2 separate regions of the Homo sapiens genome follow, and region 1 is linked to region 2. A link is an interaction called in ENCODE POLR2A ChIA-PET data of the cell type or tissue named here. Cell type or tissue: A673. All regions are shown on one strand. Each heading gives the region's core, and the rest is flanking DNA. Links, peaks and the distances in the headings are about the cores only. Region 1 has its middle 190 kb from the start of TMCO5A. Region 2 has its middle 94 kb from the start of TMCO5A.

Evidence for each region. ChIA-PET counts read pairs that join two places held together with the same protein. Peaks named below come from ENCODE experiments on the same cell type or tissue, not always from the same donor. Only the 100,000 strongest peaks of a DNase experiment are listed, where the experiment ranks them.
Region 1: POLR2A ChIA-PET joins it to region 2 with 7 read pairs; 2 of 35 experiments call an interaction of 5 or more read pairs at or near these places.

What each region holds. Positions count from the first base shown.
Region 1 is chr15:37,738,484-37,742,893 of GRCh38, forward strand. No RefSeq gene overlaps it. Among named protein-coding and RNA genes, the nearest start is that of TMCO5A, 190 kb to the right of the region's middle. In A673, for the core only: no CTCF peak of the experiment used is centred there; no DNase peak of the experiment used is centred there; H3K27ac peaks cover 843 bases.
Region 2 is chr15:37,838,521-37,842,930 of GRCh38, forward strand. No RefSeq gene overlaps it. Among named protein-coding and RNA genes, the nearest start is that of TMCO5A, 94 kb to the right of the region's middle. In A673, for the core only: no CTCF peak of the experiment used is centred there; no DNase peak of the experiment used is centred there.

The DNA of each region.
Region 1 (4,410 bases), core at 242-4,241, 100 kb before region 2:
AATCAGGGTAAGCTTCCAGTAGCAAATTATCAGCTACAAATTAAAACCTTGCCTCATGCTTGCTAAGAGAAACGTTCCTTTTCACCAACACATATATGTGAATATTAGTAACTGTTGGATTGCAGCAAAATGGGAAGATTAGGGGTCCTGCCTGCTTGCATTAAAGAGAGCCCTGGAAAGGTGTGAAATAAACTAGACTTCAAAGAATGCAAAATTTTTGGTTTAAAAATGAAAAGTTGTCACTATCCCAGGTGGAGAGGTGTTTATTCTGGAAATGGAAATTAATACTGCACATAAAGAAGTAAACATAAATTCCTAGTAGAGTTTGAAAGTTTTTGTTTAAGTCCTTCTATCTTCTTGAATCATATTCCTCAAAATAAGAACAAAAGATTGCTGACTACAAAAAGAATTAATTAAATTTCTGATGTTAATTAATCTCAAGGAAATAGAGAACAGCGATAGGACAAAAATTCTGTGATTTTCTTGGCTTTACGCCATAACCCTAATGTAATTTAAAAGTATGTTTTTAGCATTTAACCTTCTCAGTGATTTTTGCTTAGATGATGTTCAAAATTGTTTCAAGAAAGCTGCAAAGTGGTAATGATAATACATAAAGAGTTCAAAATGGCTGCACATATCTGATAAATATATACGCTATATACATAATTATGCTATTGGCTTCAATGACCATAATTGCACCTTTTGGGCTGCAGATCCACTTTTAGTTCCATCTCTCTCTGAACAAAGCTGTTGTAATAGCAATATAGACAAGGGTATACAAATAGCAAAAATCTTCCTTTTTATAAGGGCTAATTTTATTAATACTCAAAATCTTGCTTCTTTTAACTCAGAAAATCAAAAAACAAAAAAGAGAGAGAAAAGCACCTTGTCAGGATTAGCCAAAGCAACATTTCCTTAAAGAAACAAACACCCTGTTTGTAGAGCTATGTGGACTCGCAGCAAATCTGTGACTTTGCCACAGCACTTTGTTTTCCAATCAAGTGTCTCTATCTTTAAACGGAACTAGAGAGACTTTCTGGAAACCCAGATAAATTACTCAAGAGTTGCTGAGCTGATTTTCCGAATGCCAAGTTTAAAGCCTGAAGCAAATTTAAACACTATCATTGAAATCTCTGGAGGGGGTGAAGGAAGTGGGGAAGAGAGAAGAGGTTTAAAAATGGAAATCTCTAAATGGTCTGCATACAAACACCACACTTTTACCCTAACACCACCTAGCTAATCATTCACTTCTTTAAATTCACAGAGGTCCAATGCATACTGGACTGTCTTTGGTAAACACATGCACCGTCCTGAATTTATCTGTACCTTAAGCCATTTCTGAGGATTCTACCTGGAGAGTCACTTCTTCATAGAGTTCTGGCCAGCCACATCACAGAGATTCAGCCCAATATGGGTGTTTCTGTGTGTATACATGTGTGTATTCAACTTAATTCATCAATATCTCTGCATCCAAAGCAAAATTATCATAAATGAGGAAGAGCCGAGAACGCAGACCTTTTTCAACAGATCTCTATAATAATTTTTCAAGATCTGGTTATTTTGTCCTCAGTCACACTCAAAGAAACAAGTATTTTCTCAGTGATCCCTAGAAGTCAAACAGTAGGCTCTGATGAAAGGGTCATCTTGTAAAATTGGATGTCTGGAGAGTACGTCCAAAATCATATAAGATTTGCAATTCCAATTTTCTTCTCCAAAGGAATTGGAGTTATATACCATTGTCCCACCATGCAACGGCTAATGAGAAGCCATGCTCCCTTCAGCACCCAACTACTCCTGGAGCTGAGTTGGTACTCCTTAACCCGGGTTTGGGCTCCAGTGAAAGCAGAAAACAAAACAAACCTAGTGTCCGCCTCTCTCGTTTTACAGGTCCCTGAACATTTCTTGGAAGAGTTAAGTGATACAGGAGTCTCATTAAGTCTACTAAGATTCTACTAAGATAACTGTTTGATGTGTTACTCGATAGATGAAACACAAAACTGTTCTTTAAAAATCAGTTAAACTGTTTGAAGGAACAACAAATTCATACATCAGCCCATTCTTTATATTCTAAAGTGCAATTTATGGGGCTAAACGAAAGTAAATGTCATACCTTTAATTTCGTAAAAAGTTACGTACAAGTCTATTATTCAAAATAATCACATAACAGAGAACAGCTACCTTTCTGCTCAGTGGGGTGCCATTTTATAGACTTTAGAATTCACTAAGTTCAAGCAGCTTTCGTTCTAAATAATACATGTGCTAAATATGTCACATTAAAAGTGCTTTTGGCATGTAAATGATCTGTTTTCTCATAGAAATGCTTTTAAAAGAATCTGAGCTCACTTTTTTCTTTTTCTCCTTCTTCTTCTTCTGCTTTTTTTTTTTTTTTTTTAAATTCTAAGTGCATTGAATTTCATTGTCCTACAGAACCATGCAGAGTTGAGCGAAGTGAACTGCAGGGACAACACAGCCCTTGTCAGCCTGTGTACTTATGTATCATTTGAACTGTCAGAAGTATATAGCGTTCTATTTGCTTCAACATTATTTTCTGTTCCAATCTGGGGGAAATTTTCTCTTTTGCTCTCATTTTTCCCCCGGAACTAAGTGTTAGCAAGCAGTTTCAGGTCTAAAAAGTTAGTGATTTACTGTTAAAACAGAAGGCACGTGTACAAACAAGTTTTCTGTATATTCGTTTAATTCTTCAAACCCTTTCCTATTTCTTCTGTTCTATAACACTGAACAATAAAGCTGATGTTACATGGGTGATTTAAGGTGCTTACCCTCCAAAGAAATGAATTCAAAATTCTTGTGCATTATATGAATAAAACTGAAAGCATAGTCTCTCCCTCTTGTAGCTTCATTATACTGCTACATACACGGGAGCCTTCCCACACCGTATATGCAGCTTACCAAGGGACAGCCTTTCATAACTTCTGAATTGATTGTTCCTTCTCTCTCCTTTGTAGTGCCATGTAGTAGAATTTGATGATATCAGCTATCTTCTGCTTTTAGAGATCTTTTGCTCGTACTTATTAAAATAGAGCAATGTGAATGCAACTTGAAATCCATTATGCAGTTTGTAGAAGCTGTTTCTCATAGAGTAGTTAGCTTCAGGTTTCTCCTAGAATTTTAACGTCACCATTTCTTTTACATATAAAGAAAAAATGTCTCAAGAAATAAGTCAGAAATGATATGTAAAAATTTGCTGAGATCAACTATAAGTAAAGGGAGTTGGTTTTATAGTAGGATAATTCATAATATAATCATAACACGTATAAATAAGAGTTGAAAATATGAGTTGGGTTGCCATACTTAGCAAATAGAAATATAGAACATCCAGTTAAATTTGAATTTCAAATAAATAATAATAATTTAGTATAAGTATGCCCCACGCTTATACTGAGAAAATATTCATTGTTTATCCAAAATTCAAATTTAACTGGTTGTCTTACATTTTATCCAGTAACTCTAAATATGAACCTACTTTAAAAGTCTAACTTTCTGGGTGTGGTGGCTCACGCCTGTAATCCCAGCACTTTGGAAGGTTGAGGCAGGTGCATCATGAGGTCAAGAGATCGAGACCATCCTGGCCAACACGGTGAAACCCCGTCTCTACTAAAAATACAAAAATTAGCTGGGCATGGTGGCGCACACTTGTAGTCCCAGCTACTCAGGAGGCTGAGGCAGGAGAATCGCTTGAACTTGAGAGGCGGAGGTTGCAATGAGCAGAGATCATGCCACTGCACTCCAGCCTGGCGACAGAGTGAGACTCTGTCTCAATAATAATAATAATAAACCCCATAAAGTCTAACTTAAAGAATGCAAGATAAATGTTTTATATCAACAGATCTACCTACTTTTGTGATTTAGACAATAATTGTCCATTACATCTATATACTTTACCTACTCTGATACCAGTGCATTCTTTTTAGTTTTAGGAATGTATTTCTAAGGAACAGGTTTAAATGTTTTAATTAAATATGATTAACCAAGAATTCAGACAGGCAGATGCAGTAAGAGTAGAGGTGCCTTTTATTTGTTCAATGGGCATTTGAAATATTTCTAATGTGTCTGTTTTTAGTACAACAAATGATTCCCTCCCTGAAATTCTCCATTTTATCACTTAAATATATTTACCTGAATATTTCTTCTAAATGTATGACCAGATTTCAATTTCCTAGTTAGGTTGAACTGTACCATAATTGCTTTTAAGAAGAGGGTTTACATTTATTGAGTACCTATTTTGAACCAGTGCTTTTTTAAAAAAATTTCTGTAATCATCACAAGAACTCTAAAAGCTAGATACCAATTACTATTCTCATTTATACAACTAGCACAAGTTACAGAGCTAACAGGTGACAGAGGTATGATCAGTAGCCAATTCAACTAAACGGCAAAGTCTAGATTCTT
Region 2 (4,410 bases), core at 98-4,097:
CATTATGTCTTCTTTTTCTGTGTAAATGGTTGAACAAATTATGCTTTTTATCTACCTTTCTTTTATGACTAAGGGTAAGGAAACATCCATAAAGTATTGAAATTATTGCTAGAGGAGCCAAATTCCAATATCTGTGCTTTTGAATATGCATTTATAAATAACTTCATTAGAATTAAACAATTACAGGACAAATAATCTTTCTAGATATTATTCAACATTCTAATGCAAAGGTTATATCAATAAAATAAAAGGCTTTCACTTCCAGCTAAGATCAAACATGTGATAAGGCAACCAGAACTTGAAGAGACATCATCCTGGAGAGAAGAAAAGCTCACTGATATAAATTCGTCATCTGCCTGCTTCTTCTTTTCTTCTTAGGGAGTTTGCCAACTCTAGGCCCAGAAAGAGGACAAGAAGTCAGGTAGAAGATCCACTGCTTGGTACCAGAGAAACCAGCAGAACTTTTGGCAATTTCATGGGACTAGGGAGAAAACAACTGGGATCATAAAGGGCTATATCTCAGAAAAAAGGGACTACCAAAAAAATTAGCTCAGCACTTTGCACTGGGTTTGCACCCAGAGTCTCTAAAAGTTTTTACATGAAATGTTCAGCATTTCATCAAAAATTAATGAGCATGCTGAGAAATAAAATGAAGAAGGAAGAAAAACAGACAATAAAAATAGACCCATAGGTAACTCAAATGTTAACAAACAAGAATTTTTAAGTAACTGTGATTAATTTGTCAGGAAAGTAGATAACAAAATAGAAATTATGACCAAGAACTAGAACCTACAAAAATAATATAATTGAGGCTGGGCGCGGTGGCTCACTCCTGTAATCCCAGCACTTTGGGAGGCTGAGACAGGCAGGTCACAAAGTCAGGAGATCGAGACCATCTTGGTCAACATAGTGAAACCCTGTCTCTACTAAAAATACAAAAATTAGCTAGGCATGGTGGCGTGTGCCTGTAGTCCCAGCTACTCAGGAGGCTGAGGCAGGAGAATCACTTGAACCCAGGAGGTGGAGGCTGCAGTGAGCCGAGATTGCACCACTGCACTCCAGCCTGGGCGACAGAGCAAGATTCTGTCTCAAAAAGAATAGATAGATAGATAGGTAGATAGATAGATAGATAGATAGATAGATAATTGAAATTCTGGAACTATAAAATATAATAATTGAAAATAAGAATTCAATAGATAGATTTAAAAGTAGATTAGACTCAGCTAAAGAGTAAGTTAATGAATTGGAAGATAGGGCAGTAGAATGGAGAATAGAAAGCATAGGAAATGCAGGAAACACTGAAAGAGACACAGACATCTGGGAGACTGAGGGGACAAAACAAGTAAACATTTCATTGTAACTTAATAAGGAAAAAAAAAGAAGGGAATAAAGCTAGAAATCAATAGCAAAAAAATACTATAAAATTCTCAAGTATTTATAAATTAAAGCAGCGTACTTTTATGTAACTCATGGTCAAAGAAGAAATAGCAATGGAAATTAGAAAATTATTTGAACTGAATTAATTTGGGACGGAGCTAAAGCTATGCTTAGAGGAAAATGTATAGCCATAAAATGTATATTTTTAAAAGAAGAGTGGCTAAAATCAATGAGCTAAGTATACAACTCTAAAAAAGAACAGTAAATTAAACCCAAAGCTGAAAGCAGATATTAATGAGGTCGAAAATAAACATAAAATACAGAAAAACCTTAAAATTTTGATTATTTAAGAAGATAACAAAAAGATAAGTCCTCTAATAAGACTGATCAAGAACAAAGAGAATGCCATATTTAGCAATGTCAGATATTCAAAAAGGGATGCTACTACTAGATTCTAGGATATTGTATTAGGCCATTCTTGCATTGCTATAAATAAATAACTGAGACTGGGTAATTTATAAGGAAAGAGGTTTAATTGGCTCATGGTTCTAAAGGCTGTACAGGAAGCATAACATCAGCATCTGCTTCTGAGGAGGGCTCTGGAAGCTTACAATCATGGCAGAAGGTAAAGCGGGAGCTTGCATGTCACCTGATGAATGTAGGAGTGAGAGAGAGGGAGTGAGGTGCCACAGTTTTAAACACTCAGATCTCACAAGAAGTCACTCACTACAGCAAGAACAGCACCACAGGGATGGTGTTAAACCATTCATGAGAAATCAACCCCCATGATCCAATCACCTCCCACCAGGCCCTACCTCCAATACTGGGGATTACAATTCACTATGAGATTTGGGCAGGGACACATATCCATACTATATTGGATATTTAAAAAGATATAAATAATATTCTGAACTACTGTCTGTTAATAAATCGGACAATTTGGATAAAATGGACAAACTTCCAGAAAAAAATACACTTACCAAGAATGACACAGAAAGAAATAAAAATATGTAAAATTTCTGTATCTAAAAAACAAAATTAAATCACCAATTAAAGACATACCTACAAACAAAACCCTGGGCTTTGCTAGTGAATTCTATCAAACATTTAAAAATAAAATCCTACCAAACTTGCACAAACACTTCCAGAAGAGATAACACTTATCAACTCATGTTATCAGCACAGAATAACCTTGACAGAAAAATATGGCAAGGACATTACAAGAAAAGAAAACTACAGACCACTTTCAATAATAAATGTAAACGTAAAAAAATATACAAAATTTGTATATTGAATCAAATTGAATCCAGTGAGATTTAAAACAACTATGTCATGACCAAGTGGGGTTTATTCCAGAGATGTTCGATTAGTTTACATTAAAAAAAATCAATGTAGTTAACCTATATTAGTGAAGAATAAAAGAGAAAAAAATTATTCTTTGTTTAGTCTTTTTTCTATTGCTATAACAGTATATTTGATACCAGGTAATTTATAAAGAAAAGAGGTTTATTTAGCTCACAGTTCTGGAGGCAGGAAGTCCAAGATCAGGCAGCTGCTTTTGGTCAGCTTCTGGGTGAGGGCCTCATGCTGTATCATAGCATGGCGCAAGTGGAAGGGAAACTGGACATCTGCAAGGAGACCAAACACGAGAGGCAGCCTCACATAACAACTCACTTTCATAGTAACTAATCAAGTCTTGAAAGAGCAAGAACTCACTCACTACCACAAAACTGCATTAATCCCTTCATGCAGGTGGATCGCAGATGCCTCTTACAGGTCTCACCACCTCTCAACACTGTTACATTAGGGACAAAGCCTCGACATAATTTTTATGGGGAAAAACTAAGTTCAAACCATAGCATCTTCTCAACAGAAACATTTGATAAAACGTATCATGCATTCACAATAAAAAGTCACATTAACTTTAAAATCAGATAGAAAGAAATAAAAGGTAACATTTCTTACTATTGAAAAATCTATTTTATTTTAATTACTATTAAAATTGTCACCAGAACCAGATGACCAGATGAGTTCTAGCTAACTTTATATATGTCAAAAAATAACTATACATGTAATTATATATTTTATATATTAAATATGCACTTAATAGCTTTATATTTTAGAGCAATTTTAGGTTCACAGAAAAATTGAGCAGAAAGTACTGAGAGTTCTCATGTTCCCCCTACCTCCAGAAATGCACAACCTGCCCCACTATCAACATCCCACAGTGGTACCATTTGTTACAACCAATAAAGTTACATGAACACATAATTATCACTGAAAGTTCATAGTTTACATTAGAGTTTACTCTTGTTGTACATTTTATCAGTTTGAACATATATATAGTGACATATACCCACCATTACAGTATTATACAAAATAGTTTCACTCCCCTAAAAGTATAAACAAATCTAAAGCTATGCTTAGAGGAAGACTTACAGACTTAAAATGGATATTTTTAAAAGAGGAGAGGCTAAAATCAATGAGTCCAATATACAACTCTAAAAAACAGTAAATTAAACTCAAAGATAAAAGCGGATATTAATCAAGTAGGAAAAGTCAACATTTGATGATCATTTATTTATTTAGAGACAGAGTCTTGCTAGGCCACCCAAGCCGGAGTGCAGTGGCAAGATCTTGGCTCACTGCAACCTCTGCCTCCCAGGTTCAAGTGATTCTCCTGCCTCAGCCTCCCGAGTAGCTGGGATTACAGGCACGCGCCACCACACCCAGCTAATTTTTGTATTTTTAGTAGAGACGGGGTTTTACTATGTTGACCAGGTTGGTCTCAAACTCCTGACCTCTGGTGATCCGCCCGCCTCGGCCTCCCGAAGTGCTAGGATTACAGGCGTGAGCCACCACTCTTGGCCCCAACATTTGATTATTTGTGATCCTTTGATGATTATTCTTAACCACTGATCTTTCCACTGTCTCATGGTTTTGCCTATTCCATGTAGTTGGAACCCTGCAGCATGTAGCCTTTTCAGATTGGCTTATTTCACTTAGAAATATGCATTTAAGTTTCTTCCATGT